3 separate regions of the Homo sapiens genome follow, and regions 2 and 3 are each linked to region 1. A link is an interaction called in ENCODE POLR2A ChIA-PET data of the cell type or tissue named here. Cell type or tissue: Panc1. All regions are shown on one strand. Region 1 holds the start of BAK1 (BCL2 antagonist/killer 1). Region 2 has its middle 31 kb from the start of MLN. Region 3 overlaps LOC105375027 (a long non-coding RNA gene).

What was found. Peaks named below come from ENCODE experiments on the same cell type or tissue, not always from the same donor. Only the 100,000 strongest peaks of a DNase experiment are listed, where the experiment ranks them.
Region 2: POLR2A ChIA-PET joins it to region 1 with 11 read pairs; 2 of 35 experiments call an interaction of 5 or more read pairs at or near these places.
Region 3: POLR2A ChIA-PET joins it to region 1 with 10 read pairs; 2 of 35 experiments call an interaction of 5 or more read pairs at or near these places.

Annotation. Positions count from the first base shown.
Region 1 is chr6:33,577,151-33,585,150 of GRCh38, reverse strand. BAK1 (BCL2 antagonist/killer 1) reads left to right here and starts at 4,875. Exons shown (of 6, transcript NM_001188.4): 1 at 4,875-5,126; 2 at 7,516-7,616. The coding sequence starts at 7,547. It also overlaps the pseudogene GGNBP1. RefSeq lists enhancers at 1-60, 5,656-6,301 and a silencer at 6,210-6,319. In Panc1, CTCF peaks have their summits at 1,156 (motif pointing left), 1,356, 4,692 and 4,894 (motif pointing right); no DNase peak of the experiment used is centred here; H3K4me3 peaks cover 3,402 bases; H3K27ac peaks cover 3,196 bases.
Region 2 is chr6:33,830,607-33,838,606 of GRCh38, reverse strand. No RefSeq gene overlaps it. Among named protein-coding and RNA genes, the nearest start is that of MLN, 31 kb to the right of the region's middle. In Panc1, no CTCF peak of the experiment used is centred here; no DNase peak of the experiment used is centred here; H3K27ac peaks cover 2,498 bases.
Region 3 is chr6:33,868,466-33,876,465 of GRCh38, reverse strand. It overlaps LOC105375027 (a long non-coding RNA gene), which reads right to left. Exons shown (of 4, transcript XR_007059555.1): 2 at 6,443-6,605; 3 at 2,407-2,513; 4 at 1,828-2,176. Among named protein-coding and RNA genes, the nearest start is that of LINC01016, 24 kb to the left of the region's middle. In Panc1, no CTCF peak of the experiment used is centred here; no DNase peak of the experiment used is centred here.

The sequences.
Region 1 (8,000 bases):
ACTGTGTGCCACACACCGTTCTGGGCATTTTACAAAGAGTATCTCAGTTCATCCTTGCAACTTCCTTCAAGGATAGCTACTATTATATTCCCACTTTAAAGACGAGGAAACAGACGCAGAGAGGTTGAGCAAGCTGCCACCCATCGCACGGCTCAGCATGTTAGAACTGGCATTTGAACCCAGGCAGTCTGACTCCAGCAGTCCCTCAAAATGTGTCCCGTGTCCTGCCAGGCCCCACACCCCTAAGAAGTTCTACAGGAAGAGGGTCCGTTTCTGGCGCTTCCCCTATGCCTATGGCCACCACACTCACCTTCAAGCAGACACTCCTTCTCCCTGGTGGAGGGCTCAGGGCTGACCTCACGGGGCCCTGTGGCTCTCTGCAGGTATTCTTCCTTCAACTGCAGGATCTGGATAAAGTGGCTGCTAATCCCAAAGCACAGTCAGGTGAGGGAGGCAGGTGGGGCTCAGAGATGTGACAGAGACCCCCTAAACCTCCCCCAAGGCTCACCTACAGGTCTGCTGGCCCTCTGCAGCCTTCCTCTCCCATCAGCCCCCTGCTCTGCATCTGGGGTCCTCATCATAGAGGGGGATTATCGCTCTCAAAAGTAGGGTGATGAGGGGGTGGGGAACAGAGAGAGGTGGGTCCCTGTCCTCACAGGGGATGGCTGCCAGGCCTGTAGAAGGAGCTGGGAGCAACAGGACCCCCCGTCCCTCTGGCCCTGGCATATTCCCTTTCTACTCCCTAGCCTGTCCTCTTTCATATCTGGTATCCCCCATCCACAACCCCTCACTTGTGGGAGGACCCCATCTCTCCCTCCTTCCCAAACCAAATCCCCATCTCCAGCCTCCTCCCCACCAGATGCTTCTGTCCGTTGGCCCCACCCACATCTCCCTGTCCTTCCCCACCAGGTGCCCTGTTCCAGACCTTTACCCACCCAAGGCCTCCCTCCCCAGACCCTCCCCAGCATGGGTCCCCCATCTCAGGCCCATGCCCTTCCCCCATCTCATGTCCAGGCCTCTTCTCAGTACCTCTGTCCCAGGCCTTGCCAACCTGGGTACCCCCCAATTCCAGCCCCTCACCTGTCTGAGGCCCCTGTTTTCCCAGAGGCGTCCCCTGCTGGCTCCTTCCCCTCCTTCTCAGGCAGGTTGCCCAACACCTCCTGGCTTGCTATGGGCAGAACTGACTTCACCTCTCCGCCAGGCCTTCTTGCTCTTGCAGGTGTAGGTCACCATACGCCCCATGCCCAGCTTTAAGGGAGGCTGCTGTGACCGTTTTGAGAAGCCCCTGGGTATGGCCACAGAGAAGGGGTGGGGCGGCAAGGCAGATGGTCCCGGCCCCCTCCTCCTCACATGTCCCTCTTGGCTCATCATCAGGGAAATGGCACCCTGGTGGCGGAACATGGAGGAGCAGCCTGAAATTCATGATCAGGGCTTCGGAGCTGGGGCCTCCATCCTGAGAAGGTCCCCAATTCAGATCCTGTAACAGCCACCCCAGGACCAACTGCTTAAGAACAGGAAGAGTTTTCAAATTAAAACCTCCAGTTGGAAACTTCCCAGAATTCTGGGAAGCAAAGACTGGGGAGGATGGGAGGTTGGGGGAGATTAGTTGGAGGTAGAGGGGGCAGGGGTTTGATGAAGCAGGGAAGGAGGTGTGGGGGGCAGGCAGGGATTTTGGGGGAAAGGGGGTGGAGACTTGGAGGAAAAGATGTGAGAGCCCCAGGAAGCTTGGCAGGGAGCAAACAGGGAGAGGCAGGGAGGGAACTGAACCCTGAGGGCAGGGGCTATTGAGGACTGCACACACCTCTGTCCTTCCTGGGTTTGTTCTGTCCTCAAGAACACTCCCAGCAGCCAGACAGTATCTGTCTTCCCTCTTAGCATCCAGGTTTTGTGTCCAGGTGGTAGCACAGACCCCACTAAGTCTATTTATTTATTTGTTTTTATTTTTATTTATTTATTTTTTTGAGACAGAGTCTCGCTCTGTCGCCCAGGCTGGAGTGCAGTGGGCTATCTCGGCTCACTGCAAGCTCTGCCTCCTGGGTTCACGCCATTCTCCTGCCTCAGCCTCCCAAGCAGCTGGAACTATAGGCGCTTGCTACGGCGCCCAGCTAATTTTTTGTATTTTTAGTAGAGATGGGGTTTCACCGTGTTAGCCAGGATGGTCTCGATCTCCTGACCTCGTGATCCACCCGCCTCGGCCTCCCAAAGTGCTGGGATTACAGGCGAGAGCCACCGGGCCCGGCCTTGTTTTTATTTTTATTTTTAATTTCTTGAGATGGAGTCTAGCTCTGTCGCCAGGCAGGAGTGCAGTGGCACAATCTTGGCTCACTGCAACCTCCGCCTCCTGGCTTCAAGCGATTCTCCTGCCTCAGCCTCCTGAGTAGCTGGGACTACAGGTACCCGCCATCACGCCCGGCTAATTTTTGTATTTTTAGTAGAGACAGGGTTTCACCATGTTGGCCAGGATGGTCTCGACCTCTTGACCTTGTGATCCACCTACCTCGGCTTCCCAAAGTGCTGGGATTACAGGCATGAGCCACCGTGCCCGGCCCTATTTTTATTTTATTTTTTTGAGATGGGGTTTCACTCTTGTCACCCAGGCTGGAGTGCAGTGGTACAATCTCAGCTCACTGCAACCTCCGCCTCCTGGGTTCAGCAATTCTCCTGCCTCAACCTCCCAAGTAGCTGGGATTATAGGCGCACGCCACCACAACCGGCTTTATTTTATTTATTTATTATTATTATTATTTTTTGAGATGGAGTTTCGCTCTTGTTGACCAGGCTGGAGTGCAATGGCGCAATCGCAGCTTACCACAACTCTGCCTCCCGGGTTCAAGCAATTCTCCTGCCTCAGCCTCCAGAGTAGCTGGGATTACAGGCATGCGCCACCACGCCTGGCTAATTTTGTATTTTTAATAGGGGTGGAGTTTCTCCACGTTGGTCAGGCTGGTCTCGAACTTCCAACCTCAGGTGATCAGCCAGCCTCGGCCTCCCAAAGTGCTGGGATTACAGGCGTGAGCCACCGTGCCCGACCAATTTTTTTTTTTTTTTTTTGAGACGGAGTCTCATTCTGTCACCCAGGCTGGAGTGCAGTGGCGTGATCTCGGCTCACTGCAAGCTCTGCCTCCTGAGTTCACGCCATTCTCCTGCCTCAGCCTCCCATGTAGCTGGGACTACAGGCGCCTGCCACCATGCCCGGCTAATTTTTTTGTATTTTTAGTAGAGACGGGGTTTCACCATGTTAGCCAGGATGGTCTCAATCTCCTGACCTCAGGTGATCCACCTGCCTTGGCCTCCCTTTTGTGTATTTTTAAAAGAGACGGGGTTTCGCCATGTTAGGCAAGCTGGTCTTGAACTCCTGACCTCAGGTGATCTGCCTGCCTCGGGCTCCCAAAGTGCTGGGATGGGATTACAGGCGTGAGCCACCGTGCCCGGCCTTTTTTTTTTTTTTTTTTTTTTTTCTAGAGACAGACTCTCCCTCTGTTGCCCTGGTGCAATCATAGCTTACTGCAGCCTCGACCTCCTGGGCTCAAGCAATCCTCCCACCTCAGCCTCCCCAGTAGCTAAGACCACAGGCATACAACACCATGCCTTGCTAATTTTTTTTTTTTTTTTTTTTTTTTTTGGTATAAGCAGGGTATTGCTGTTGCCCAGGCTGGCCTGGAACTCCTGCACCTGGCCTCAAGCGATCCTCTTGCCTTGGCCTCCCAAATGGCTGGGATGGGATTCTAGGCGTGACACACCGCAGCTGGCTGCCTTTTTTGTTGTTGTTGAGACAAGGTCTTGCTCTGTTGCCCAGGGCGGAATGCAGTGGTGCAAACATGGCTCACTGTGGCCTCGACTTCCTGTGCTCAGGTGATCCTCCTGCCTCAGCCTCCTAGGTAGCTGGGACCACCAAATGCACAGGTGTGCACTACCATACCCAGCTAATTTCTAATTTTTTTTTGTAGAGACATGGTCTCACTTTGTTGCCCAGGCTGGTCTTGAACTCCTGGGCTCAAGCAATCCTCCCACCTCAGCCTTCCAAAGTGTTGGGATTACAGGCGTGAGCCACTGGGCCCAGCCTCTATTGAGTTTTAATCTCCGTTTACTTGACTATCACCTTCAGGATTTCAAACATCCAGAGACCACCAAGGTGCATGGTGCACAGGTCTAAATTGCAGGTTGAATCTCAATCTAGTATTAGTATTCCCCAATGCGACTACAGAACTGATTATTACTATTTATTTTTTTTGAGATGGAGTCTTGCACTGTCACCAGGGCTGGAGTGCAATGGCGCAATCCTGGTTTACTGCAACCTCCACCTCCCAGGTTCAAGGGATTCTCCTGCCTCAGCCTTCCAACTAGCTGGGATTACAGGCGCCCGCCACCACACCCAGCTAATTTTTTGTATTTTTAGTAGAGACGGGGTTTCACCATGTTAGCCAGAATGGTCTCGATCTCTTGACCTCGTGATCTGCCTGCCTCAGCCTCCCAAGGTGCTGGGATTATAGGCGTGAGCCACCGCGCCTGGCCCAGAACTGATGATTAACCCAGCTGAGCCTCTGTTCATCTGAATGGGTATTGTCAACAGCACTCACTTACAAGAGTTGCTGAGAAGATCCAATGAGACAAATAGTTGCTAAAGTGCCAGGCATGCAGCAGTGCTTAAGAAACTTCTCACCCTGGGTTTTTTATTGGTATTGATTGATGTAGAGGTGGGGGAGAAGATCAAAGACAAGGATTGAGAATCAGGGATGGGAAAAGCAGTGGGCCACTGACAGCCGCCCTGCCTGCCTGGGAGGTGGGGTGGGGAAAGTGGGCGGGACATGCTCCTGGGCCTGGCCCACCCAGATCACCCTACAGGCTGTCGGCCTGTGCGTCTGCATCCGGTGGCCACAGAGCAACTTCCTCTAGAGGGAGCTGATTGGAGCCGGGTGCCGCTGGCACCTCTATGATCACTGGAGTCTCGCGGGTCCCTCGGGCTGCACAGGGACAAGTAAAGGCTACATCCAGATGCCGGGAATGCACTGACGCCCATTCCTGGAAACTGGGCTCCCACTCAGCCCCTGGGAGCAGCAGCCGCCAGCCCCTCGGGACCTCCATCTCCACCCTGCTGAGCCACCCGGGTTGGGCCAGGATCCCGGCAGGTAAGCTGGAAGGGTCTTGTCCATCCTCCCAGATCTCAGCAGCCCCAGCCCCAGGGTGGGGCAGGGAGCCTGCCGGGAGCCGGGTGGGGAAGGGGAAGCTCAAGGCTTCCCTGGGCAGGTCTGCCGCCCCGGCTGGGGACCTGATCCTGCCATGCCTGCCTCTGGCTGCCCCTCACAGCTTCCCCTCTTGGCCCAGCCCTGGATGCCGGAGAACTGTAAGAACTGGGTCCTTTAACAGTCTGGGAGATGGGAGTGGAGGTCAGAGCCAAGGTCAAGGGCAGAGAGAGAACTTTCTCAGCGCTTGCTGCTGCCCAACATCCCTAGACTGGGTCCAGGGCCTGGCCAGGCATGTATCCCTGGGCAACATTCATCGGGGCCCAGCAAGCCCAGGAAGTCGGGGGTGGCTCCCCTCACCGGGAATTTAGGCCACTTGGATGGGGGAGGCAGAGCTAGGCCTGAGTCAGCATAGGTTGCTGGCCTTGGTGGGTGTTCTGAGGCTCTACCTGCTCCCCTCGGAAGCCTGGGGTGTTGGTAGAGGGAGTTGGAGGTGCAGTCAGCATCCTCCAGCCCTACTGTCCTGGGGGTGCCGGGTCCTGGAGACTGGGGAAGAAGGAAGGCCATCTTATGTAAGGAGCTACGGGGGGTGGGAGGCAAGCAAAACTCTTTTTTTTTGTTTTTTGAAATGGAGTCTCGCTCTGTTGCCCAGGCTGGAGTGCAGTGGCGCAATCTCGGCTGACCGCAACCTCCGCCTCCAAGGTTCAAGCGATTCTCCTGCCTCAGCCTCCCGAGTAGCTGGGACTACAGGCGCACGCCACCATGCCCAGCTAATTTTTGTATTTTTAGTAGAGATGGGGTTTCATTATGTTGGCCAAGCTGGTCTTGAACTTCTGACCTCGTGGGCCACTATGCCCGGCTGCAAAGTTCTGTTTTAACAAGGCCTTGCCCCTAGAGGTGGAGGAGAGGAAGGTCTGCCTTCACCCTGTCCCTGTCCGGCAGATCGAGGAGGAGTGGGGAGCTGGGTGAGGGCACAGGTGGTCCAGCCCTCCTCCACCCCTTCTTGAGAGCTCTTGGGGCACTTTCGAAAACACTCCCAGGCCTAGCGGAAGGAGGGTGGGCGAAGGTCCCCAGGCCCTGGGCGGTGGGGGTGGGGCTGTGTGCTTGGCCCAGGGTGGGGCTGCACACCCCCTCCCTCTGGGATAGGAGGAGGGCGCTCTCCTTCTGAGGGCTGGAGGCTGCCTGGGGAAATGGGGCTCTGGGAGGGGTGCAAACTGAAAGTGAAACAGCTGACATCCAGGAAACACTCGCCCTGATGAGGGGTCACAGCAGGTTGGGGCTGCGGTCAGGACCAGGCAAAGAGGAAAATTGGGGCCGGGGACAGAAGACCAGGTGTGTGGTGGGAGTACGAGGCAGGTTATGGGGCTTCAAAGAAGGCCCTGATCCTGAGGGCTCCCTCCGGTCACTGCAAGGCAGCAGTGGGGAAGGCACAGACAGGAGGTAAATAGGGAAAGTTGCCCTGAGAAAGAACACACTCTGAGGTCCACAAACTGGAAAAGAAATCTTGCATGCGTGTTGAGTACATGGACTCACGGAGATTCAGACAAACAACCTGACTTTCCGTGACTAACGATGTGACCTCGGGCACTCAACTCTTTGTGCCTCACTTTTCCTGCCTGTAAAGTGGGTATGATGGCGCTCACCCTGCTGGGTTCATGTGAGTTTCCAGTGTTCACCACCCACAGAGTGCTCCTAAGTGGGAGAGTATATCTTAGGCTCTCAGGAAATGTTTGCGGCTAACAGCCCAGAGTTAAAAAACAGGTGTGTTCTGGCCAGCCAGAGGGAAGTAGGGCCTCTGAGGACAGCCTTCATGGGCCATTGGCTGGGCAGTGGCTCGCTTGCAATAAGCATGTGCTGGGTGGGCTGCAGGAGGCCCCAGGAACAGCTAAAAACCCCCCAGGCTCTTGCCCCAGGAGTGGCATGAACTTGAGAGCCAGCGGGCACTGCTGCAGCCACACCCTCCTCGATGGTGCAGATACCTCAGTCTGCCCTTGGCTGCCTCACCTTCTTACCCTGTCTCCCTCAAAGAGGGAGTGTTCAGTAAGTTGTTTCCTCCCAGCAGACTTCACTGGGACCCATGCTGGAGTAAGAATAAAAAGTCCCAGAGGAGGCCAGGCACGGTGGCTCACACCTGTAATCCCAGCACTGTGGATGGCCGAGGCAGACTCACGAGGTCAGGAGTTTGAGACCGGCCTGGCCAAAGTCCCAGAGGACTAAGGGCCTTTCTGGGAATGGGGGATCCTCTCTCCTATGTGGACATGGCAACCTGTATGGGGTCCCCAGTCACAGGTCTGTGCTCACCCCCATCTCTGCTTTTTCTCGCCCTTCCCCGCAGGCTGATCCCGTCCTCCACTGAGACCTGAAAAATGGCTTCGGGGCAAGGCCCAGGTCCTCCCAGGCAGGAGTGCGGAGAGCCTGCCCTGCCCTCTGCTTCTGGTAAGGGTCTTCCTGCCCCCTCACCCATCCCATAACCATGAGTGCTGTCGTGAGGATGGAAGGAGCAGGACTCAGGCAGGCTCCTTCGCCTCGGTTCACCCACTGTGGGTGGGGAATACTCTTCCCCACCCACGGGCTCAGAGGCTGGAGCTGCTGTCAAGGTTAAGCCCAGGAGGGGGAGGAGTCTGGACTGGGGAGGGCCTGGAGGTTGGGAGAGGCCAGGAAGTGAGTGTAAGGTAGGCACAGTGCCACCGGGGCAGAGGGCTGGGTCACGGGCGAGGGAGGCAGGAATTAGAGTGGGGCCTGGCTGCTGTATCCCTCCAGCGGGAGAAATAAGGAAGTAAGCTGGCCAATCACCCAGTCAGGTCTGCTCAACAGGGAACG
Region 2 (8,000 bases), 250 kb before region 1:
AGAAACCCTTGCCTGTGGAACTGCTCTCTCCCTTTTGCTTGTTAAAGAGTTCATCTGCTGCTACTCCCCGCTCCTGGAAGATGAAGGAACTACCACTCCGGCAGGCGTGGGGAGGCGGGGAGGTGGGAGGGAGCACACACTCCAGGCCAAACACCCGCCTGCCCTGGCATGCAATCCGCAGGGAGACCCGGGAAAGGGAGGCTGCATTCCACAATGTGTCAGGAAGACAAGACAGGCTCTCTCTGCTCCTCTGCCTTGGAGAAGATCTTAGCCCAGTCTGACTTCAGGGTCGACTTGGCCAGAGCCTCACAGAGCCTCACAGAGCCTCAAAAGCTAATGAAGGACTCATCTCCATCGCCTCAACTCAGGATGTCTCCAAGGGAATGACCCCTCCTCCCTCTGCCCGCAAACTACTGCCTCCTGCCGCCTTCCCTGTCTGTGTCACAGCCCCCTCCCCAGTCTATGAGATCTGCTGCTCCATCCCCTGAGACTCCTCTCAGATGTGGCCCTTGCTTGTCATTCCTACCTTTCAACCCACTCCTCTACCTTCATCACCACACCAGCCACCTCCCCCAGGCCTCCCTGCAGCTCCCCTCTCTCCTGTCCCTGGAGGGTTCCCCTGCTGAACACCCCTGGACACCTCCCATTCCCCCGTGACCTGCTAAATGGAGCCCCAGTGCCTCAGCCTTGTCTCGGAGGCTTTCTGAGGCTCACCCCTGGCAAACCGTTCCAGGCTATCTCCCACACACACCCACATTCTTGCCAAACTATATTATGCATCAATTCTCGAATAGTGGGCACATGATGGAAGCTGGCTAATTAGAGCCCTCTCCTGAGACTTTTGCCTGAACTGGTCCTCTGGGATTTGAGCTGTAAAGGACGGTGTGGTAGACTGAAGAAAATGCCTCTCTCCCAATGATATATGCACTTCCTAATACTTGGAACCTGCAAATATTACCTTACATGCCAAAAAAGCAAATGTTGCCTTATATGGCAAAAGATATAATTAAGTTAAGAATCTTGGAAGGAGAAGCTTATTCTGGATAATTTGGGTAGGTCTCGAATGCCATCACAAGTATCCTTTACACACACACAGAGAAGTTAGACACAAAGGAGAAGGCAATGTGAAAACTGAGCAGACAGAGATGTGGCCACAAGCCAGGACATGCTGACAGCACCAGATGCTGACAGAGGCAAGGCACGGCCTCTTCCCTAGAGTCCCCAGAAGGCACGTGGCCCTGCAGACAACTTGATTTCAGACCTGTGGCCTCCAAAACTGTGAGAGAATAAATTTCTATTGTTTGAAGCCACCAAGTTTCTTGTAATTTGTTATAGCATCCCCAGAAATGGATACAGATGGTGAGTGCTGGAGCTGCTGGAGCCATTTTGTGCCATGTGGAGAGGATGTGGGAAGCCTGAAGCAGATCCAGAAGAAAGCAGAGCTGAGGGATAGAGAGGGGCACAGGGGTCTGGGTAGAGCCCTGAGGACATTGGGTCACCCTGCAGGCAGCCTTCCCTCCCTAGCCTTTTCAGCAACACAAGCCAACATGTTTCCCGTTTTACTTAAGCCAGTTTGAACTGGTTTTCTGTCACTTGCAGCCCAAAGTGTTCTGACTAACACTCTCACCCAGTAATTATTATGAGCCTTAAAAATAGCTCAAATCTTTGACCCAGTGATCCCAGCTTTCTGCCCTAAGAAAATAATCTTTATAAGGACAGTCACAGCAGTGTGAAAAAATAGAAACAACCTATATATGCAACCACAGGACATGCATTCATAAATTATGGGGGGATATTATATAACTATTAAAACTACATTTTCATGCTTATTATAAAGTAATAAGTGAAAGGCAGGACAGCAATAAAAAATACATGCACACACATAAACATACATTTGTATATTTATATATAAAAAGAATAATCTCCATTTTAAAAAATTTTGCTTGAGATAATTTTTTTTTTTGAGACAGAGTCTTGCTCTGTCGCCCAGGCTGGAGTGCAGTGGCGTGATTGCTTGAGATAATTTTTAAGGCAACAAAGCATTACACATACAGTTGAAATCCTTTGTGTACCATCCCTCAATTTCTTACATAGCCTCCTTCCCTCTCCAAAGGTAGCTACCTTATCTAAGTTGGTATCATCCCCATGTATGATTTTAAATACTGCTTATGTATGTATCCATAAGTAATGCATTATATTTACACATCTCTACACTTTAATCTGTAGGATGAGGCTTTCTGCAACTTATCTTTTCTCCACCAACCATACATTTTGCTTTCAGTCCATCTTGATAACATGTTCGTTAGTTTTAGCTGCTGTCAAGAATTCCTTTTCTGAGTGTCCCACACTTTAGTTACCCCTTCTCTGGTTAATAAACGCTGAGCTCATTGGCAATACTTCTTACTCTAAAATGCTGCAGCTCTTATGGTTCCTTGTGTACACACATGAGATTGTCCCCAGGGGTTTACACCCCAAGCGCAGTAGCGGGCGCAGGGTGTGTGTGTCTTCTTCCCTACAATGTGCAGCTGAATTGTCCTCCTAAGGAGTGGTATTAAGAGTGAATAGTTGGCAGGGCACAGTGGCTCACGCCTGTAATCCCAGCACTTTGGGAGGCCGAGGAGGGCAGATCACAAGGTCAGGAGATCAAGACCATCCTGGCTAACGTGGTGAAACCCGTCTCTACTAAAAATACAAAAATTACAAAAATTAGCCGGGCATGGTGGCGCGTGCCTGTAGTCCTAGCTACTCGGGAGGCTGAGGCAGGAGAATTGCTTGAACCTGGGAGGTGGAGGCTACTAACCTGAGATCGCACCACTGCACTCCAGCCTGGGCGACAGAGTGAGACTCCATCCCCCCCGCCCCCCCCGCCCCCCCCCCCGCAAAAAAAAAAGAGTGAGTAGTTTCCATTTTCCATATCCTCAGTGGGGAGACGTTTTTATTTTTGACAATCCAACGGGTAGGAAATTGTATCTCGCCATGTGGTTTGATGTACATTTCCCTTTTTACAGGGCTCTCTATACGCTTTCCATACATTCATATCCCTCTCAGTTTCCTCTTCTGTTCAATGCTTTTGACCACTCTACTGAGGTATTTGTCTTTTGAATGGAAAACATATTCACATGAATTACACTCAAATGTCAACAGTGTCTTAACACTTTTTATTTCTTTTTTATAGTAATAGGACACTTCGTTTGCGGTGGCCCTGTCAGCGTCCCCTGTCTGGAAAACACCCCCTCAGCTTCCCACCTGCTCTGGCCATGTGGTCCAAATTGGAGCCCAACTCTCACCTGATCCTGCCCCACAGGCCACAGGGATTGGTCCAGGGTTAGGCATGTGACCCAGTCAGACCAATCAGAGCCCCTCTCTGGGCTTTTTAACTGGAGCTGGAGGAGAGCAATTCTTTCCTGGTTGATCATGAAAATATGAGGACATGAGGCCAGTATTCCTGCTTCATAGAGACAAACAGCCTGCGACCAAGAAACAAATACCAAGCAAGAGAGGAAGGGAGTGAAAATGGAGAGGGCCTGTAGGCAACCAGACCTACCACACGTGTCCAGACACGCCGCGGCTCTGAGCTCCACTGACTTGCACAGACTCGGGGGCTGAGGCCTGGCCAGAGACCTGCCCCTACCATCAAGGGTTGCCAGCCTTCTGCAGGGCGCCCGCCAGGCTCTGATGTGCCCAGGGTTGGGGAAGACCCTGGCTCTGACCCTTTAAATCCAGGGCTGCAGAGAAGGCTGTTCCTGATGCTGAAGCAGCAACACTGACCAATTCCCAGCAGGGCTTCCGCACAGCGCCTGGGCCTGCTCACCTGTGGGGAGGCGCTGGCCAAGGGCATCCCTCGCCGCTCGCTCCTACCCCCGCGGGCCTCGAACGGCGCCTTCCCACTGAGTCAGAGGCCTAAAATAAGAAGCGTGTTCCAAAAGATGTGGCTTATGGGAAAACTTCAGCCAAATCAATTAATGATAAAACCCTTGAGCAAACACAGCTACTTTTATCATTTTAGAATGTTGTGATTGGAGCAGCAAATGAAATTAAATTAAAAACACAGAGACTTCAGGTCAGAACCCCAGCCGCTCTTGTTGGTTTTTAATCTCCTATTAAACGATATATCTTCTGATGGCTTTTGTCAGCTTATTTAATGTAATAACCCAGGACATGTGGCCCACTGACCTCCTCATTCCCCCCACATGGCTAAGGGGGAGGGTACCGCTGGCAGCCAGGTCCACCCACAAGCTTAAAATGGGGATGGGCAGGTGGGCAACAGTCATGGGGAACGGCAAGGGGCCACAGAGGACCCTGGAGACTGAACTTCGCTAGAGCTCTGTAGGCAAACACAGGGCAGTGAGGTGCCCCGAGGCCGTCTGCTTAGTCCCCTCCATTACAGATGAGTCACCTGGAGCCCAGAAAGCAAAAGCTTTCCCAAGTCACATTCAGAGCCAGGATTGGAACCCAGGCCCCCTGACAGCCAGCCCACAGCTCAGCGTCCAGGAAAAGGGCTGAGTGCAGGGCTGGGAGTGAGGTCCTCAGTTCTCCACCGCCTCTCAGGGCATTAGTAGTGGGGCTCAGTCTGGAAGACAGAATCAGAGTCCCAGTCCCCAGGAGATCCTGGCCTGATGGGAGAGGCCGTTCCCATGCTCGGGGACTTCCCAGTGTGATGATGGAGACACAACCCTGCCCTCAGGAAACTCCCAGTGAGATGGAGACACGGGCAAATACAGATGGCCAAGGAAATTGTTTTGGTGACAACAAGAAAGGGTGGCTTGGAATGTATGTTGGCTTCACCAAGGAAGGCTTCCTGGAGGAGGTGGAGAAAGAGGCAATCTCAAGACAGCTTAGGCCGAGGATTTGTGGCAAGAGAGAGAAGATGCAGTGGGTGAGGGAGAAGAGACACAGGGTGCATTCCCTCTGTAAGTTGCCTGTACCCACACGCAGGCACACACAAACATACTGGCCTGTGTGCACACACTTATGCCTATGTGTACATACAAAACCATGCACTCGCTCTCCCTCTCCCTCTCCCTCTCCCTCTCGTCTCCCTCTCCCCACTGTCTCCCTCTCCCTCTCTTTCCACGGTCTCCCTCTGATGCCGAGCCGAAGCTGGACTGTACTGCTGCCATCTCGGCTCACTACAACCTCCCTGCCTGATTCTCCTGCCTCGGCCTGCAGAGTGCCTGCGATTGCGGGCACGCACCGCCACGCCTGACTGGTTTTCGTATTTTTTTTGATGGAGACGGGGTTTCGCTGTGTTGGCCGGGCTGGTCTCCAGCTCCTGACCGCGAGTAATCCGCCAGCCTCGGCCTCCCGAGGTGCTGGGATTGCAGACGGAGTCTCGTTCACTCAGTGCTCAATGGTGCCCAGGCTGGAGTGCAGTGGCGTGATCTCGGCTCGCTGCAACCTCCACCTCCCAGCCGCCTGCCTTGGCCTCCCAAAGTGCCGAGATTGCAGCCTCTGCCCGGCCGCCACCCCGTCTGGGAAGTGAGGAGCGTCTCTGCCCGGCCGCCCATCTGGGATGTGAGGAGCCCCTCTGCCTGGCTGCCCAGTCTGGAAAGTGAGGAGCGTCTCTGCCCAGCCGCCATCCCATCTAGGAAGTGAGGAGCGCCTCTTCCCGGCCGCCATCACATCTAGGAAGTGAGGAGCCCGGCCGCCCATCGTCTGAGATGTGGGGAGCGCCTCTGCCCCGCCGCCCCGTCTGGGATGTGAGGAGCGCCTCTGCCCGGCCGCGACCCCGTCTGGGAGGTGAGGAGCGTCTCTACCCGGCCGCTCCGTCTGAGAAGTGAGGAGACCCTCTGCCTGGCAACCGCCCCATCTGAGAAGTGAGGAGCCCCTCCGCCCGGCAGCCACCCCGTCTGGGAAGTGAGGAGCGTCTCCGCCCGGCAGCCACCCCGTCCGGGAGGGAGGTGGGGGTCAGCCCCCCGCCCGGCCAGCCGCCCCGTCCAGGAGGTGAGGGGCGCCTCTGCCCGGCCGTCCCTACTGGGAAGTGAGGAGCCCCTCTGCCCGGCCAGCTGCCCTGTCCGGAAGGGAGGTGGGGGGGTCAGCCCCGACCCGGCCAGCCGCCCCGTCCGGGAGGTGAGGGGCGCCTCTGCTCGGCCGCCCCAACTGGGAAGTGAGGAGCCCCTCTGCCCGGCCACCACCCCGTCTGGGAGGTGTGCCCAACAGCTCATTGAGAACGGACCATGATGACAATGGCGGTTTTGTGGAATAGAAAGGGGGGAAAGGTGGGGAAAAGATTGAGAAATCGGATGGTTGCCGTGTCTGTGTAGAAAGAGGTAGACCTGGGAGACTCTTCATTTTGTTCTGTACTAGGAAAAATTCTTCTGCCTTGGGATCCTGTTGATCTGGGACCTTACCCCCAACCCTGTGCTCTCTGAAACATGTGCTGTGTCCACTCAGGGTTAAATGGATTAAGGGCGGTGCAAGATGTGCTTTGTTAAACAGATGCTTGAAGGCAGCATGCTCGTTAAGAGTCATCACCACTCCCTAATCTCAAGGACCCAGGGACACAAACACTGCGGAAGGCCACAGGGTCCTCTGCCTAGGAAAACCAGAGACCTTTGTTCACTTGTTTATCTGCTGACCTTCCCTCCACTATTGTCCTATGACCCTGCCAAACCCCCTCTGCGAGAAACACCCAAGAATGATCAATAAAAAAAAAAAATTTAAAAAAAAAAAAACAAAAAAAAAACACCGTGCACTCAAAAACACAAGCTGACATACGAGGCATAAGGACACATGGGCCTTCTCTTACCATCATGCATGCACACACATGCACACACACACATGCATTTATGCACATACACCTATACATGCAGTCATAGACAGACCTACACGCTGGCCAGGCCCAGGCTTTGTATGAAGTTCAAATATGCTCTGTCTGCTCTGCTCTGCTCTGCACATAGGTATGGGGGCCTGCACTGCCCCCCGCCATGCTTGGGGCCCCCAGCAGCTGTATTGCCTGTTAAAAGTTCCTGAGCCCACCTGCCTGGGCTCTATCGGCATCCCTGCCCCTGCCATGGTCCTGCCCCCTGGTGTACCTGCTGCCTTCTCCCCAGCTCTATGGGTGGGCAGGGAGCTGGGCCTGGCCAGGAGGACACTCCTGGGGGAGCTTCCTAGAGCTACCCACAGGCTAGGGAGAGGTCTCCAGGGCTTGTCTGGGCCACTGCCCAGCCTTGGAGCAGGACGCTCCTTCCCTTGGCAGCCACTTGCTGCCTCCCTCCTTTCCCCTCAAGGTCTCTGACCGGTCAGGTTCTTTCGAAGACAATTCAGAGGAAGATTATGTGCAGGAAGTTTGCTGAGAAGAACACCTGTGGAGAGTGACGCAGGCAGGACTGGACAGACAGAGGGGCTGGGCTGCCCTGTGGTCACAGCAAAGGCCTCAGCCACCCCGGGGAGGACAGAGGAGGGGAGGAGGCCCTGCAGCCTGTCCCACATGGGGCAAGGGGATCTGCCTTCACACTGGTGCATTTACCAGCCGCTGGATGCTGGCTGTCCCCCGAAAATGCTGCAACCTCAAAGGAAGAGACCAAGGATAACCACGAGGAAGAGGAGCTCAGCTTGGCGCAGTCAGCCATTCACGTCCCCCCGTGGCTGGAGAGTGGGCACTGGGGTCCTGAAGGGAGGTACGTGGGCAGCACCTAGGTGGCCACTATAGTCTCCAAAGGATGAGGCGCCCGACCCCCTCCTGCTGTAGGCCTCACTCACGTCCCTCCTGCTGCAGTTGAAGTCTCCTCTCTTGAGTCTTTCTGCACCCTGCTCCCCGTCTGTCCGTCCCACTCCATCCCATCGCCTTATGCTGGTGTGGACGGCTCCACATTGCAGGCTTCAGATTCCCTCGCAGGAAGCCAGAGGGTGAGGCTCCCGCCAGCACCCTCTCTCTCGCCTCTCCTGATGCCCTAAGTCACCTCTGAACACAGGGGTGCTAAGTCATGGGCGAAGCGGTGAGGACACCCCCTCTGACTGAAGTCCTTCGTGAATCAGAGCAGCGGGATAGGGGCTGAGTC
Region 3 (8,000 bases), 290 kb before region 1:
TCCTGGCGCACCAGATTCTCTCTCCACTCAGGACTGCAGCTGCTGCCTCAGCCATTTATTACTCACCTCTTCCTTTTCTTTCCAGTGATCTTTTTAGCTTCAATGCCCAATGCTAATCACTCATGCTCTGAGTACTTCCCAGATCAACCTTCTGAGAAGCAGAACCCATTTGCCCTGTGTCGTTTCTTCATCCCAGACCACATCTCAGGTTGACGTGCCTTGATGGGCTGCCCTTAGGTCAGCTGGGACCAGGCACAGACAGAGACCTGGGGGTCTCCCGGTGGGACAGAGCAGCTATCTTTAGAAGGAGCCATGTGCCTGGCAAATCAGCAAATGGCATGTCTATTACATTTTCATTAACTTGACAGACACCTGTTGAGCTCCCTCATCACATGGCAAGCACTGTTCTAGGCCCTGGGTAAACCACAGAGGCAAGGACAGGCCCAACAGTGTCCTCCGCTGTGCTTTCCCCAGAGCACAGCCCTTTGGAGTCTAGTGGACTCTTCTCTAAGAAATAGGAGATGGTAGGCCTGGCAGAGCTGGATGACCTCACCCAGCCGCTGCCAGATAAGGAGACAGATGCACAGAGAGGAGGTGTGACAGAGCTCGGTGAGCGTGCAGGCAACAGGGGCTTCATGTCTGTGATGCTGGGGCCGGCCTCTGTCTGTTTTCATTTCAGGGAAGTGTCCCTCAGGCTTCTTCCTCTAGTTGGAGAAAGAGAAGCCCTGATCTCTTGATTCTGCAATTCTTCTGCCCTTGCATCTTCCTCCAACCCACTCTCCCTAGCCCTCTTGGATGGCACCCAGCCTTGGCTGACACTGGTGGGTGTGGTGGGGAGGGTGCTTCAGAACTAGGGCCCAGGGAACCCCACCTGCCAGCTGAGAAACCCAGGGCCAGCCCTCGGCCCTCTGGGAAGCCAGATGGGCTGTCTACCTGACGGTTCAGCCTCCTCCGCTGTCAGCTGTGGGGCCATTTCTGTCACCACATGCTGATAACTGAGTTTTCAACTCTTGTGGGAGGTTCCCTAAAACAGGACACCCTCTTGCATGGATTTGTATGAAAGACAGCTGTGCTGGAGGCATAGGCTTCTAGAAGTTCCTTAGCTCAGAGGGATGTGAGCAGAAGTGCTTTCAAGCGAATCCACTCACTTTATTTTAAGTCCCACATTCCGGGTTTGGCTTCAGCCCAGCAAGTTCCCTCCAACTTGCTGCTGCTTGTGCTTCCATTACAATTCTTCCTGCTTTCTGTGCTCAGCTCCCCAAAGCTGCCTCTGCCCTCACCGTGCTGCAGGGCTGTCCCTTGTCCCCCCAGCACCTCCTGTCCTCCTCACCAGCCTAGACCAGCCAACCCCACTGGCCTCCAGGGTGGGCCAGCAAAGGGAGATGGAGAAAGAATGAGATCCCCTGAAAGCCCAGTCAGCAACGTGGAGACTCAGGTCTGTGTTTCTAACCAGGACTGCAGATCAACCTCACAGGAAACTCTTTTAAAATAAAATACACACACACACACACACACACACACACACACACACTCACATGCCCACACATACACACGTGGGCCACCCCTCAGAGATTTAGATCAGTGGCCCATGTTGCGTCTATCTGTTCTAATTGGTGGATGGGGGGAGAAAAGAGAAAGCCCCCTCTCAGCATACAAATGGCAAAAAAAAAAAAAAAAACACACACACACACACACACAAAAAAAGAGGTGCAGAGAGAAATTGCATTAGGCAACAGTTGCCTGTAATTGTTACCAAACTTTTGGAAAACAAGAAACAACAAAGAAATAAAAGCAGTAGATAATTAAGTACATAATTGTACACACCACTTGTTAATTAAGCTTTTACTCCTAAAACCTGACAGAATCTGCTTACAAGGTGATAACGTGCAGGAACGTGGCATATGGTGAGCCATCTGCAATACAAACGCTTTGTCGATGAAAACTTCCCTGCCCCACAAAAAGAAGGAGATGCTAAATGTAGTTTTCCAGAGCAGAGTGATGTATCTTCATTCCGTGCAGAAAATGAGTTGACGGTACAGTGTGCAGATGAAAGAATGTCAGGAAGGGCCACGCGGCACCCTCTGTCCTCGCTGCGGCTCTGCGTGTTTGGTTTGTGGCCCATGCTAGGGGTTCTGAGAATCGCTCGGTTGGTGTATCTGGTGCCCGAGAGCAGTGTCTTAAGAACAAATGAAAAGCAACACTTCTCTTAAATGCTCCTGTTCTGGGTGTGCAGGGAGCTGAAAAAGACCTATGAAGGTCTTGAGAAAAGTGGGTTGAGGAGCAACGACGGTCCCCGTTTCTCAACTGTAGCCCACTACCCTCTATCCCACCACTGGAGCTGTGGTCTCCAAGCCTCCTAACCTCTTCAAACCTTCCTCGGCTGTAAAATGGAGATAAAGTACTTACCTTGTCAATTGTCCTGGGCTGATGGCAAGCCCTGGTGAGATTGTTCCTGGATCAAACTGAGGGTCGGGCTGCTATTTCTCATGGCCCAATAACGAGATGCAGGTGAACTGGGGAGGAAGAAGTTTTTATTTCTGTAACCGGTTTTAGGTAGAAGGCCTGGAAATTATTGCCAGACCAACTCAAAATTACAAAGTTTTTCAGAGCTTGTATATCTTCTAAGCTATATGGCTATGTATAAGTGCGCATTCTTCTAAAGACATAAGTGATTAACTTCTTTTAATCTATAACTAAGGTCTGAGTCCTGAAGGCCTTCTTCTGGAGCCTTAGTAAATTTACTTAATGTAAATGGGTCCAGGTGCTGGGGTGATTACCCTTATCTTGTCTCCTGCTAAATCACGGAGGTTTGGGGAGTTCCTTCAGATCCCCAACAAACTTGTCTGTGGTGGCCTAGGGAGTTTCTTCAGAACCCCAGTAACGCTTGTTTAATCCTAAATGGGTCCTATTAAGAATTCCCATGTCATGCTTTAAGACCCAGGAAAGGCCACGGCAAAACTCTTGATGGGCTTTTTGTTTCATTCCAGCCTTTGTATAAGGGCACTGACTTTTTTATCTTTTAATATTTCACCACGCAGTCAGTACTCAAACAGTTGTGATGGAGGCCAGTGTTAGTGAAACCTGGTCTGCCACAAGATGATGTAAAAAGCGTATGTCCGGTGTGAGATTTTACATATGTAGGGAATTATTGTTACTAATAATAAGCCCTTGAACCCTGAGTGAGCATACCTTTACTTCAGCTTGATCTTTGACTTGCACCCAGAGCTACACAGCAGGCAGGTCCAGGGCGACAGTCTCGATCCTTGATCTTCCTGGGCTCCCGGGGTCACTGAGGAGGGCTGATCTTTGGGAGATGTGGGAGGATGGAGCACTGGTGCAATGGAAAGGGGCCCTGGGCTCCCACGGTGCCTGCGTCTCCTTCATTCTGAGGGCCTTCCTAGTTCTGCTGCTTGTGTTCTAAGAGGTCTGACAAAGCAGCCCTGCAGAAACTGTGGCAGCTGCAAGAGGGGAGGGCCACCTGGGGGTTGGGGCTTTGGGGCCCTGTGGGCAGGCTGGCCTCCTGGAGATAGCTAGCTCGGAAAGCAGTGGGGCTGGGGAGGCCCTGCCTGCGGCCACCCCAGTCTCCGGGCCTCTGAGTCTCTGCCTTGCCTCTGTGACTCTGCTTCTCCCTCCACCTGCTTCTTCCAGGTCTTCTGAAGGAGGAGGCGTCTGGCCACGCCTGTTAAGAACACATCCTCCCCAGCCCCCACCTGTGGGCCTTGGCCCCTGCCTACCCCAAGAGGGCTGCCTTTGGTCTCACACTCATCCTCATCCCCATCAGTGGGGACACACACTCCAAAGCACAGTGATCCATGTGCATGGGAGCACTCCCACCCTCCTCTTGCCCTGTGGACCTCCTTGTTCAAAACTGTCCTCTGCTCAGACTCAGGCCAGGACCCCAGCTTTTTGCTTCCTGGATCCAAAAGGGGGGACCCCTGCACCTCTGCTGGGGGGCATCCATCATATTCATTGATGATTTTTTTCTCAAGTATTCCATAAAATCCCTTGCCGGGCTGTGGAGACAGGGCTGCGTTGCTCCTGAGCGCCTCACCTCCACCCCTACCTGCCTCTCCTGCGGGGCCCACTGCTCTGTGCTCCGTGGAAGGGCCCACTGTCCCTGGCCTGCTACTGCCCTGGCCCTTCCTTCAGTGATTAATGCTCCTACAGGACGCCTTGGGAAGCCTCCATAGCACCAAGCCTGCTCTTGTCACAAGAGAGGAGCACAGTGCAGACACAGTGTCTACTCCCTGGAAGGCAGGGCCATGTCCTGGTGGTCAGACCCACCAGGTGGATTGAACAGAACAGAGCATAGTCCCGAGGATCTGCATGGGCCTTCCTATGGGCAGGGCATCTGAAGAGGGAGCATCTCGTTTCTTCCTCTCCACAGCCCTGGAGGGAGGCGAGGGGGAAGGGAGCAGCAGGGCTATTGGGGGATGGGCACGGGCAGCCCTGGGTCCCAGGCTGGGATGTGTCTGCACATTGGCACCACTCCCTCAACCAGGGCGCTTTCTCCCTGGAAGTGTGGGTAACAGTGTACACCCCAGAACAGGCAGAGGGAGTGCTCTTGATACTCTATACTTCACACTTCTATGGGTTTCTTAGTCTCCACATCTTGTAAACAAAGGAAACTAGGTCTGCACAATCCCCAACATCATCACAGAAACAGATTCTAAAGCTGGAAGGAATCAGAGATGATGAGGTCCACTCCCCCTCATTTTACAGAAGGAAAACCTGGTCCCCAGGGCAAGAGTGATTTGCTGAATGTCATCAAGGCAATGGGAGGCGTTCCTGCCTTGGGGCCACACTCCTGCTGCTCCAGAACCCCAGTATAGAATAGCAATAGCAGGATGCCTGGTGCAATGAACACCAGACAGGTGGAGAAGATGGCTTCAGCAAGGAAGTAGAAATGGAAGAAAAGCCAATTTCTGGCCACAGCTGGGAAGGCGATGTACTAGGGCAGAACAAGAGGGTCTCCAGGCATGGACAAATGGCTGCTGTATTTCTAAGAACAGAAGCCTTTTTCTGTTGCTAGGGGCGAGAGCTCCTTTTGGGCAAGCTCTTACATGGAATAAAAAGGGTAGAATTAGGGCTTGATGTGGGCTGGGCGGTGAGAAGCAGGCGGGGGGTGGTGGTGTGGCTGAGAGAAGAGCCTGAAGGGAGGCTCAGGTTCTGGCTCAGGCTCCAGAAGGTGGTCCCTGGCCCTGAAGAATGACTGAGCAGAGCCATTGGGGGGCCCCAAAGCCCCGTGCTCAGCTCTAGGCTGGGCAGGGTTTGCAGGGAGTGTCCATCTCAAGGCTCTGCCCAGCTGTGGGGGTGGCATTGAATCAGCACAGATCTTGGGCCGAAGCACCTGGGACGTTCCCAGGAGGCCCCAAGGGCCCCACAAACCCCTCAGAGGGGAGGGGAGGGAGCATACTTGCTCCAGAACTTGGAGCCTCTTGGCTGAAGGGGCTGGAGGAGAGGAGCCCCTGGTACAGGCTTTCAAGTGAGGGGAGGGGCTGGAGAGGGGAAGGAAAGTGATGTGGGAGGAGGGGTGGGGGCAGCATTCTGGGAAGGTGTCCCCACGCAAGGGAGTGGAGGGACAGACACGCATGGCCATGTTCTTGCTCCAGGCCTGGGACCCTCTCCTCACCTTCCAACTCAACTCCTGCAGTTTCAGCCGTCCTCCACAGAGGAGAGGCTGCCTAGTGAAGGCCTGAGTTGGCCAGCAGCAGCACAGAAGTTCCACTGGCCCGTCCACCCTCACCCACACCCCATACTGGGGGAAGCGCAGTTCCCCAGGGCCATCTCACCAGCTAGCCCGGCACTACTGGGAGGTGCAGACAACCTGCCAGTATCCCCATTTTGAATAGACAGCAGAAGTATTTGGGGCTCACACCCACAACTGCTGCCACTGATGCAGTGGGGGGCTCATCCAACAGAGAGCTGGCCCTCGCCCGTGAGCACTAGGGAGTCAGGTCCCTCTCCCCAGCAGAAGGATATGAGGACATTCTCTATGGAGCACCTGCTTGCTGCTCTGGGCCACCTGCCAGGCCCTCTGCCCCTACCCCAAACTCCTCCTCTTGCACTGTCCCAGGGGTCCCTCCAACCCAGGCCTTGATGAGTGGGGAGCTCTGTCCCTAGCAGGACCCCCTGGCCATCCTGCAGCTTTCTCCCTGCACAGGGAAGCACAGGTAGGAGCCGAGGGCCACGTCCAAGAGCTGCTCAGCTGCCAGCCCTTCTCAGCTTCCCGCGACTCCCACCTCCAGGTAGTTTCTTTCTCAGGCCGGTTCTAACACAGAGAAACACGCTGGCAGGCCTGCGGCTCCTCCTGAGCCCCGCAGCTGGCCACAGCCCACCTGCCCTCTGTTCTCTCTCCCTCCCACTGTCCCACTGTGGCCTCCCTACCCCTCTCCTTCCTCTCCCCTCTCCCTTTCCCTCTGCTGCGGGAGAGCAGCACAACCTTTGCATTCCAGGCTGCATGCAGGCTCATTCATCCCACGGTCCCTCTTCAAGCTATGGGGCTTCTGCAGGAATTCCTGTTGGGTCTTTGAGCCCACAGGCCCTCCTCGCTGGTAGCTGCACAGAGTAGAAATGCTGGCCTGGTAGGAAGGATGGGAGGAGACCTGGAACAGGAGTGAAGCAGATGAGGTTGAAATAATGCAACCGTTAGAAGAAACTTCTTGAGTAAATTTGGAGATTAAAAACATTCTCCAGCATAGCCAATGTACTCACTCGAACCCTGGATGGCAGAGATTAATGAACTATGGGATGGAAAGTTAACCTCCAAAGATCTCGCTCAGGAATAATATAAATTTGTTGTCCTGGGTATAGTAATCAAATGGACAGCTAGCGCTATAGTACAAATACTTGTATCTTTTCTTTGGCGGAAGGAACAACATTTGAAAAAAAGGAGCTTATACATTTCCCTCTTTTCTCTTCATACATAAAGAAAAAAGCATTTGATGCCTTTGTTAGGCCTTTTAAAGCAATGCGCACAGGGCAGGACCATCCCATCCCCCGCTGCTTTAATCAATTCTGTGTCTGCTCTCCTTGTTTGACTCCAATCTTAAATCTTCGGGCATCTTCAGGAAAAATTCCCACAAAGGGATCCAGGAGATCATCCCATCCACCCACTACCTGGATTGGCCTCCCAGCCCCATCCCCAGCAAAGGAGCAGTCATCTTGTGCTCAAAAGATTCATTTACCCCTAATCCTCTCCTCACCCAGACTGCTGGACGCCTGTCTTGGGCTAGGAGGACAGGCTCTTCATCCACTTATTCACTCATTCATTCATTTGTCCATCCCACAGTGCAGAACTGGGAGGCACCCAGCGTTCAGCACATTAGCACTGAGGAGCCATGGGTTCTGGACATTCCCAGAGTCCCAATTGAATAAAATTTCATTGTTTTAAAGTGAAGGTTGATGTTTCAATAAATCCTTTAACGGGATTTTAAGCCTTTCTGTGAGTGAATCCACAGTCTACACGTTCTGATTTCTGCTTCTGCTGCATGGTAGCTAAGGAAGAGCCTGTGGCTGTGTGAATGGAAAGGCACCGATGGCTCATGGTCATGGGTGGTGCCAGCTGGGATCCCCACAGGAATCAGCCTTGGTAAAGGGGAACCTAAATGGCTGGCAGCTCAGAAGAACCTGGGCCTAGGGGCATTGTCCAATGGCTGTAGCCTCATGAGAGACCAATTTCTAAACTCAAAATACCAACTATGTCTTGTTTATTATTTTTATTTTTTGAGACAGAGTTTCACTCTGTGACCCAGGCTGCAGTGCAGTGGTGTAATCATAGCTCACTGCAGCTTGTATTTTTTGTGGAGATAGGGTCTCCTGTGTTTCCCAGGCTGGTTTTGAACTCCTGGCCTCAAGTGATCCCCCAACTGCAGCCTGGGATTACATGTGTGAGCCACCATGCACGGCCCCAGTTATTTACTTACCCTGAGAAATATAACTGTCATGGGGACCAGAACCCTCATCAGTGCATTCTCCCTGTAGATTATGGATGGGGGAAG